Regions from separate parts of the Mus musculus genome. Here region 1 is linked to region 2. The links are chromatin contacts, found by Hi-C or POLR2A ChIA-PET in ENCODE. All regions are on one chromosome and are shown on one strand. The core of a region is the stretch at or near the end of the contact, and the rest is flanking DNA. Distances in the headings are between cores, read along the strand shown.

What was found. A loop is a pair of places that touch in the nucleus more often than their neighbours do. ChIA-PET counts read pairs that join two places held with the same protein, here RNA polymerase II (POLR2A).
Region 1: a map of T-helper 17 cell shows a loop between it and region 2 (9-fold over the local background). The contact joins the promoter of Dnajc21 here to the promoter of Rpl37 in region 2. A Hi-C loop is called at or near these places in 1 of 37 maps with a recorded cell type or tissue (T-helper 17 cell). POLR2A ChIA-PET finds 5 or more read pairs at or near these places in 1 of 5 experiments (embryonic stem cell).

What each region holds. Positions count from the first base shown.
Region 1 is chr15:10,468,735-10,473,559 of GRCm38, reverse strand. Dnajc21 (DnaJ heat shock protein family (Hsp40) member C21) reads left to right here and starts at 3,044. Exons shown (of 12, transcript NM_030046.2): 1 at 3,044-3,295. The coding sequence starts at 3,199.
Region 2 is chr15:5,114,647-5,119,024 of GRCm38, reverse strand. It overlaps Rpl37 (ribosomal protein L37), which reads right to left and starts at 2,412. Exons shown (of 4, transcript NM_026069.3): 1 at 2,341-2,412; 2 at 1,603-1,738; 3 at 1,322-1,406; 4 at 1-458. The coding sequence starts at 2,343. The coding sequence ends at 389. It overlaps Snord72 (small nucleolar RNA, C/D box 72), which reads right to left and starts at 604; the gene lies at 545-604. It also overlaps a transcript of Card6 not described here.

The sequences.
Region 1 (4,825 bases), core at 1,795-4,294, 5.4 Mb before region 2:
TATTAATTATTATAAAAAGTTGCCAGTTTTGAAAGACATGAACTTCATTTTTTAGATGTCTGCACTGTGAGGTTTTGGTAGAATTTTCCAGTTTCACAATTTTCCTTTTGCATTTTTTTTTCCTCTTAATTTCTCTTTTTTTTTTTTCTGTTTTTTTTTTTCTTCGAGACAGGGTTTCTCTGTGTAGCCCTGGCTGTCCTGGAACTCACTCTGTAGACCAGGCTGGCCTTGAACTCAGAAATCTGCCTGCCTCTGCCTCCCATGTGCTGGGATCAAAGGTGTGTGCCACCACGCACGGCTCCTCTTAATTTCTCTAGTCATAGTTTTAAATTAACAGTTTAATTTGGGTTTTTTATTCCCCAAATTGCATTCCTTTCACTCACAGATCACTTATACAAAATCAGTATGTTTAATTAAAATGCCTTTTTAACAGAATTTGGTGACTCATGCCTGTAATCCTACCTAGCTCTAGAGACCTACTGGCTGCAACTATAGACCTGCAAGTTCCAGACCAATTTCGACTACATAGTCTCAAAACCAACCAATGGAAGATGACTGAAATAACATCCAGTTTAACTCTGTATTTCAATCCATTGTAATGGGCCAAAATAGATGACCTTCACCCCAAAGCAGTAAAGAAATTTGCAGAGTTTACAAACAAGTACACATGGCTGAAGGGGAAAATCCTCCACCCCCTAATCCATTCTCAGGAGAAGGAAGATCCTAGGTATCTTGCAAACCCAAACTTTTCCAGCCCTATCCGTTACCACCTTAACAAATGATGGAGAAAATAGGCAACTATTTAAGTAATGACTTAGATATCTAATATGTAGAGAAACTGCTGAAGCTCAGTTGGGTTTTATGATTGTGTAGGGGGCAGGATATTAAGGAAAGGACTGTCACCTTTATCTGTTTAGTTGCTCCCTGTACCGAAGATGCTATCAATGAATGTCTTTGCTATATATTATTAAATAGAACCCACAGCTACCTGATGTATGTAAACATTCCATCTTAAAGTTATTAATGTGCTTTCATAGGCTTTAGGATACCATTTTGACATCTAATAGATTGGAATAAATGTACAGACATCTCATCATGTATGTAATATAGACTACTCCAGCCCCCAAAACCTGTTGGCTAAATACTACCCCATGATTGTATTCTCAAGCCAATTAAGCTAATAGCAGAAAGTTAGGATTCAAGAGAGATACATGGCTGGTTAAGCTAGTAAAGTCTCAAACATTGGGGCAAAAGGCAGAGGTCCGTCCAACTCACCATATCAAAAGCAGACTTGGCCTTCAGGTTCTCCCCGCATCCCTAAGTTCCTACCTGTTATAGGCATAAAGTGTCCTTTACCCTCTACCAAGGACTTTCCAGCCCAGGAGCTACACTTCCCCCTGAGGCTCTTCCCTGTATAACCCAGCCATTTCAGTTACCTGCTTCTGGTCTTACTCTACGCCTCCCCTCCCCCCTCCCCTCTCCTTATGTGGCTCAGGGTCACACTCACTCTGGACTCTGCCTATGCTCTCCCTTATCTCCACAATAAACTTTCTCCTCCACCAAACCTAGGAGAAGTCATGTCCATTTATCTATCATCTATCTATCTATCTATCTATCTATCTATCTATCTATCTATCTACCTGTCATTCAGCACTCAGGTTTCTCTTAGGTCATATAAATATCTTAACTTTTATTAAATATTTCCATGTAAAGGAACAGGTTTTTGCGGGTTGTAAAAAAAAAGACATGTATTTAAAAATTATTTTATTTTTTTAAATCAGAAAGCTGGTTTTAAACTCATGGCAATCATTTTTGTTTTGGTCTCCCAGTTGCTGGCAATCACAGGCATGAAACATCATCTCTAGTCAGGCAACTCAGTCTTCTAGAGTTTGCAAACAAAAGCACACAGGGAGGAAGAAAAAAAAAATGTGTCCACCCCCACCCCACCCCACCCTCATCAAGGAAAGTTCTCAGGAGAGGAAATGCTTTATATAAACTTTTTGTTGTTTTGTTTTGTTTTGTTTTTCAAGACAGGGTTTCTCTGTATAGCCCTGGCTGTCCTGGAACTCACTTTGTAGACCAGGATGGCCTTGAACTCAGAAATCTGCCTGCCTCTGCCACCCAAGTGCTGGGATTAAAGGCATGTGCCACCACCGCCTAGCTCCTCTTTTCTTTTTAAGGTCTTGTCTTAGCAAGGCTGGATGTTAAGACATTTCACAACACTGGTTAGTTGATGTTTCTTTATGACTTATTCTTAGGAAGAGTACTTGTTATGATGTGGACATTTTCTGCTTAATATATGTGTAAAAGAACCTAGTCTGGCTGTGGAGGCCAGTAAGCCCAGCACTTGGGAAGCAGAGACAGGATCATGAATTTAACTCATTATTCAAGCAGGCCTTGAATTCACAGATAATTGAAGGTGTGGTTCGGAATTCCTGAATAAACTGGCCTCTGCCTCCTGGGTGGAGGCTGGGATTAAAGCTGTGTTCTTCATACCGGGCACCTAGCCTGGCTTTTGGTACGCTACCTTTAAGATGCTTTAAAAACTGATTTAGGCAATGACCTTATTTACTGTCCCTTATTATGCATTATCAGGCAAGATGGGGGGGGGGGGGAATTAAGAGATCCTAGGAAGTGGTAGCTGAAGAGAATTGAAAAGATGGTAAATCCCGGTGTGTTTCCACCACGAACTTCTGGCTGAAACTCAGCACTTAACTCCTTGAAGCTCCAGTTGCCTCGTCTGCAGAGAACTAATCCGAAGGTCCGGAAGGTATTTCCCAAACTACTTCCTTATCAAGCCTACCTTGCCCTGCCTTCAGGCCGGCTAGGAGTGCCACCCAAACAGCCTACTGTGTCCCTCACAATGACTCTCGGCGTGGCTCCCCCGCCCAGCCTCCCCTGCCCAGGCCCCGCCTCCGCGGCGCGCCGCTCCCCCGGAACCCAGCCCAGCCCCCGCCCATGCGGAGCTGTCGGCGCCGCCCCCTCCGCGCGCCCGCGTGCCGCAGCCCGCGTCGTCCACCGCCGCGCGCCTCCGCCACCCCGCGCCGCTGCCGCCGCCGCCGCCGGGCTCGCTGGCTGGCGGGCTGCTGGCGCCGGGCTCCCGCCGGAGGAGAGGACAGCCAGCGCCGCCGCTGCGGCTTCTGCCCGGGCCCGGGCGTCGGCCCCGCCCCGGGCCCCGGCCCGGTGTCCAGCCCCGCCATGAAGTGTCACTACGAGGCGCTGGGGGTGCGGCGCGACGCCAGCGAGGAGGAGCTCAAGAAGGCCTATCGGAAGCTGGCCCTGAGGTGGCACCCGGGTAGGTGACCGGCGGGCGGGGACCCAGCCGGCCGACCCCGGGCCTGGCGGGGCGCACGCCGTGGGGACGGCGGGGCCCTGCCCGCACCGCCGAGGGGAAGCGGGCTCGGCGCTCAGCCGCCTCCGGCTCCTGCGGCCGGGCTGCCGGCCCCTCACGTCGCCCGGCCAGCCGGGGGACAGGCTTTTAAACAGGCCCGCTCGCGCCCGCCTTCCCAATGCCCAGGCTCCCGCAGACCCGGCCCCGCACGGGACACGAGTTTGCCACGGCGGGAGACCTGGGCGAGGTTCCTTAGGAGTTTGCTTCCCCGGCATGGTTGCTGTGGTTGTGAAACGGGTCTGCGGGACTTTTGGCGAAGTCTCTTCATCTACCAGGCTTCGAAACTTCGGAGTTGAACCCCGTCTGTTTGGGAGTCCCGAGGCTCAATCCCGCCTCTCTGGGTACTGGGAATTAAAGCCAGCGCCGCGCACCTGCTGCCAGGCGCTCCAGCATCCACAACACCGCCCCTGGTTTTTTTTTTAACGAATCACTTTTGAGATGGGGTCTCTCGCTACGTTGCCAAGGTAGCCTTTGAACGAGTGATCGTCCTGCCTCACCTTACCAAGTAAATTACATGCAATTACTTGGGATTACTGTCCATTGCCATCAGGCATGGGTGATTTTACATACTTTTTTTTCTTCGTGACTGGTTTACCTGTTTTTTGTTGTAGTTGTGTTTTAAGAATAGTTTCGGTTTACCTTTAAGCTGTTCTTACCAGAGTCTACAGAAGATGGATAGTCATATAAATGACTAATAAGTTTGGAGTGTTTGTTTGTTTGTTTAAAGGAGGAAAAAACGCCATATAACGCAAACAAGTTGAAGCTCAGTTTTTCTCATCCCTGTCGAGAAGATGCAAGTCACATGCATGAGGGTATAATATGTAGATTTTGGTTTTTTGTTTTGTTTTTAGCTGGTTTTTTGTTGTTGTTGTTGGTTTTGGTTTTGGTTTTTCGAGACAGGGTTTCTCTGTGTAGCCCTGGCTGTCCTTGAACTCACTCTGTAGACCAGGCTGGCCTCGAACTCAGAAATTCACCTGCCTCTGCCTCCCAAGTGCTGGGATTAAAGGCGTGTGCCACCACTGCCGGGCTATATGTACATTTTGAAATGCTAAAACAGGGACTTCAGTCTTGTTAGGAAAACAAGCCTTGCACATATGGACGCAAACTATTTGTCTGAGTAAAATAGTGTCATTGCTGTTTGGGTTAATACAGCAACTAGTGAGCACTCATGTAATGGGGTCTGGGTTCCTCTGTGTACCTAGAGATGCTGAGGCATCAACACAGGGAGGGCCTGGGACTGTCCTGTTTCAGGAAGAGCACAAAGGTGGGCCAAAGAAGTCCCAGGGGAATGGAGGGCAGTACTTACTGGGGAAGGATATAGAATGGTTTGCAAGAGTGGAAGACTGGAGACCCTAGTAAATGGAACAAAAACCATAAGTATTGGTGTGATAACAATAAATGAGAAACGTGTGCACACACCTATTGAAAGGGCAG
Region 2 (4,378 bases), core at 1,163-3,662:
AAAAATCAGAAACTACAGGATAAGTAAGAGCTCAAATCATTTAAGTCCCTTACAGACTGTAAGCGTCTTAAGACACTGTAGGCATGGTAGTGATATAACCACACCAGTAACTGTCCTCATCTCTAGCAAGCCTGCTCGTTCAGCTCATCACTCACCCACTTCCATGCCCAGGGCCAAGCAAACACGATGGGGACCGAGACAGGCTCAGAGTATCTTTCCCGAGAGTCCACCCAGCCCCTCCCAGCTTCGGACCCACAGGAACTATGAAGGAAGAAGCGTAGGATCCCAGAGCAATCATATAACCGAACTCTGAACCGATGTTAAAGTACCTTAGATCACCACAGAATTTTTGAAAGCAGAACATTTATTTTATGACTGATTGAAATCCTTAAGAAGAACTGGATGCTGCGACAGCTGCCCTCTTGGGTTTCGGCGTTGTTCCCTCACGGAATCCATGTCTGTGCCATGTTAAAGATAAGAAAAAAAGTTAAAGCAGCAATATCAAACATTGCCTCCAAATTGATCAAGCAGACCGTAATGAGCTTATCTCAGTTAAATGCTGAAATCATTATAGCAGTCATATGTTCAGACATTTATTTTTTAGGACATCATTGATAAGCTATTAGTTTACCCTAATCAAGACACCCACATTACATTAAAGTTAACTGTCTCAACAATTTTGGGCTCATTTTCCCTATTTCCACAAGAACTAAAGTATTTATGAAGCTATTCCTTAAGCTATAAAGGACAGGTCCTGGCACCTTTCCTTTAGTAACAGGAAACACTGACCAAGCTTAACAGGATCTTGAAGCTGCTCAACTCAGAAGTCTAAATGTTAAGTAGCACTCATTTCTACTCAATACTACATAGGAAGATGAGTGATTCTAAGCACATAAAGGTTAATCAGGCTCAAAACATGCCACTAGCCTATCAAACACTAGCAAGCCACTACACATCAAGTTCACAAAACTGGACTGAGTTTAAAACAGAGACAAACACAAAAGCACCTGTCAAAGCACAGACCCCACAGGAAAGTCTAAGAGGGGGGCTGGGGATTCTGTACTTTTAAGGAACATCAAGGCCTAGCCTCCAGTAAAAAGATACCCATCTATGTTATGACTGGCACCCAGAACAGCTTAGCAGACTTGAGCAAAGTCTGGAGGCAGATCCAAGTAAGCTGCCCCCCAGATCCCACTCATAGTCTTGACAAATGTGGGCGTCTCAGGCCCACACCAAACCCCAGTATCATTCCTACCCTTCAGTAAGAGTGCAAAGTTTCATCCTACCCTGGAGGACCAATGACATTTAGCCAAAACTGTACCTGAATCTGCGGTAGACAATCTTTAGGTGCCTCATCCGACCAGTCCCGGTAGTGTTTCGTCTCTTAGCCTTGGCACTCCAGTTATCTAATAAAAAAAATAGGATTCCAAATGGTTTTCCCAAGCACCCAGTGTCAGCCCATTTTCTCAGTAGTGTCATTACTATGTTTTAACCACTCAGCCAACAAACCAACCTCCAAAGTTGTTGCGTGCCAAATGTGTTTTCTATTACATCGCTACCTCAGGTCAAGGTAAAAGCCCGCCTGCGGATTACAGTACTTACACTTCCTCTTGCGCTTGGCAGGGTAGCCACACTTGCCACAAGTCGACTTCTGAAGGTGGTAGGCCTTGGAGCCACAGCGGCGGCACAGCGTGTGCGTCTTGTTGCGACGCTTACCAAAGGATGACGTTCCCTTCGTCTGCACATTAAAAGAAAAAGCAGGAAAAAAAACCCCACATATAAGCAACTCTGAAATCTGACTTCTCAATGTACTCTGGCATTTTCTTAGCAATGAGTATGGATGAGACGTAAACAAGATCCACACGGGACAAAACGGTGTAAAGATTTAAATCTTAGCACACAGGTAGGGTAGGTAGGAAGCACTACCGGCTATCCACACGACCATTATAATGCCTTACTCTGCGCGGACCTAAGCCTCCTTGGCTTTAGGCGTTAAGGACAACATTCTGCCCGTCTCTCAGTCGCGGTACTGCCCACCAAGCAGCCGGTTTCTCGGCGGCTGGGGACAGATGTCCCCAAGCCTGTCCTGATCACCCACCCGGGGCTGCAGTGCGTACGTCTCCTCCAAAGCCCAGAGAGACCCACAGCGGCGCTAGGACCGTGGGCCGGGCTCTGCACACAGCAGCCATCCTTCCAGTTCCTGCGGACCACAGCACGCCGTCTCCTCGCCCATCAGCTCCCCTCACTCGCAACCTTGTCACCGACGCGCCGGGCAACAGGCAGGACAGCCCGAGGAAGAAGGATGGAGAGAGATTTACAGAGCCCAGAAACCACACTCACCATCTTGCTTCTACCGGCGAGGCCAAAGAGACCGGAAGAGAAAGCACCCCCGCCACTTCCTGTGGATAAGCTTCCGCCCAGGAAACTACTTCCGGCGGGTCTTGGTGCAGCCCTATCAGGCCTCGGGTGCGGAGGTGTAGTCTCCCGGGCGAGAGAGCCAGGGAGCCGATTGGGCTGCAACACCGGTAGGGGGCGTGCCTGGCGCTGTGGCTCCGCCCTCCCCAGCGGCCCGCCTCCTGGTTGGAGAGGGTTTCTGGCGGTGTCGGGGCTGCTGCGGTGTTGGCAGTCCGTCTGGTTTCCGGTCCCGGGGCTCGAGGGGAGTCAGACACCCAGTGCGTGGCGGCGCCCCTGGCGGTTGTGCAGTGCTGGGACTGGGATCCCGATCCGGGAAAGCCAGCCTTCCCAGGTTCGTTTTGATGTGGCCGCTCGCTTGCCTGTATGGAGAGTTGGTGAGAGGATGGAGTCACGAAGTGTCTCGGCGAGGGTAGGAGCTTAGTTAGCTTCTGACTCGGGCCGACTCGATTTCACGCGGTGGTCATTCAGAGGCCAGTTGTTTGATCGCACTCAAGGAATCACACGCGGAACTTGTTAAATAACAGCTTCCAGCCAGCGCGCCGCCACCAGGAAATCTGACCCTTTTAGACTTGAGTACAGTTTGCAAGTCTGTACTGTATAAAACACTTTCCTAGATCATTTTGAAATAAGTAACCCTAGACATCCTTGATTAGCGCTAATGCAACTGTCTGTCCGCAATCCCAGTAGGAAACATGGAGAATATAGTACGAACATTGATGAATTGGGGAAAAGTCTCAGTCATACCATCTACATACTTTCTAAAACAAATGTGAGAATCGCTAGTCTATCACATTCAAAAATCTTAAGATAGTGGACAGCAGAACAAAGCAAACACCAAGGAAGCTTTTTGTTTTGTTTTGTTTTTTGTTAGCAAATCGTACCAATTTCTTCTAGGGGAGGGGAGTAGAAAGAAAAATGTATAATCCTTTCCACTCAGAAGTAGTAAACTGAAATCAGAGGAGGGAGGAGATAGGGCACACGGGAGAGAAAGCAAACAAGCATTCAAATGGTTGAACTGGACTATAAATAAGTCTTAGGAGACTGGGTGGCAAATTGCTATAAATTTAGTAGCATGAAGCAACACAGATTTAGTCAACGGGTGTAAACTTTCAGTTATGGGAAATAAATTCTAGGGTCCTCTTGCATTACTGTACCTACAGATAACAAAATTGTATCGCACACTTAAAATTGTATGGCCTCTGCCTCCCAAGTGCTGGGATTAAAGGCGAGCGCCACCACTGCCGGCCTCATTCACAGTTCTGCTGGGAAGCACAAGTGAGGCTTGGTTTGACTAAAATTGAAATGTAGTGCTGAGGTGTAGCTCTGCTCAGTCGCTGTTTAATTGCTGTCTTTCACCTTGCAGGCCAGTAATAACCTACCTTACGTTGTAGTACAGTTTTCTGTGTTCTTCTACTTTTAAGACCGCTTGTTACTACATTCACCCCACCTAGATAATTTCTCCATCTCAAGGTTAACTAACCTGAAACCTTAGTGCTCTCTGCCACCTCAGGATTTATCACGTCACTGGATGCTCTCGCTTGGAGTACTAAACAGCTCTTTTGGGATGGGGTCATGGAGTTGTGTCTACAGCATTGACTATGAAAAATGACATTAGTGAAGAAAGGGTAGGCTGGGCGTTAAACCACCAAGGAGCCCACCCTCAGAGGCAGGATGTCACTGACCTTATCCAAAGACGTGCCTACAGCTGAAGTTATCAGACAGTGAAATCATTTTTTCTCTCTAAAGTGAGTTTGTTCTTTGTGGTGTGCAGGAAATCCGCACATCGGTTTTTGTCCTGAAATTTATGCTCCAGAGCCTTGTAGGAAGCCCTTCAAGTTTCCAGGCTTCTACCCAACTGCTAGGTTTAGGTAGGTCCGCAGCGGCGGCGGGAGCGTGTCCACAGCGGCGGGACATTATTTTTTCTTTTCTGTTCTTTACATTTTTAAGACAGGGTTTGTGTTGC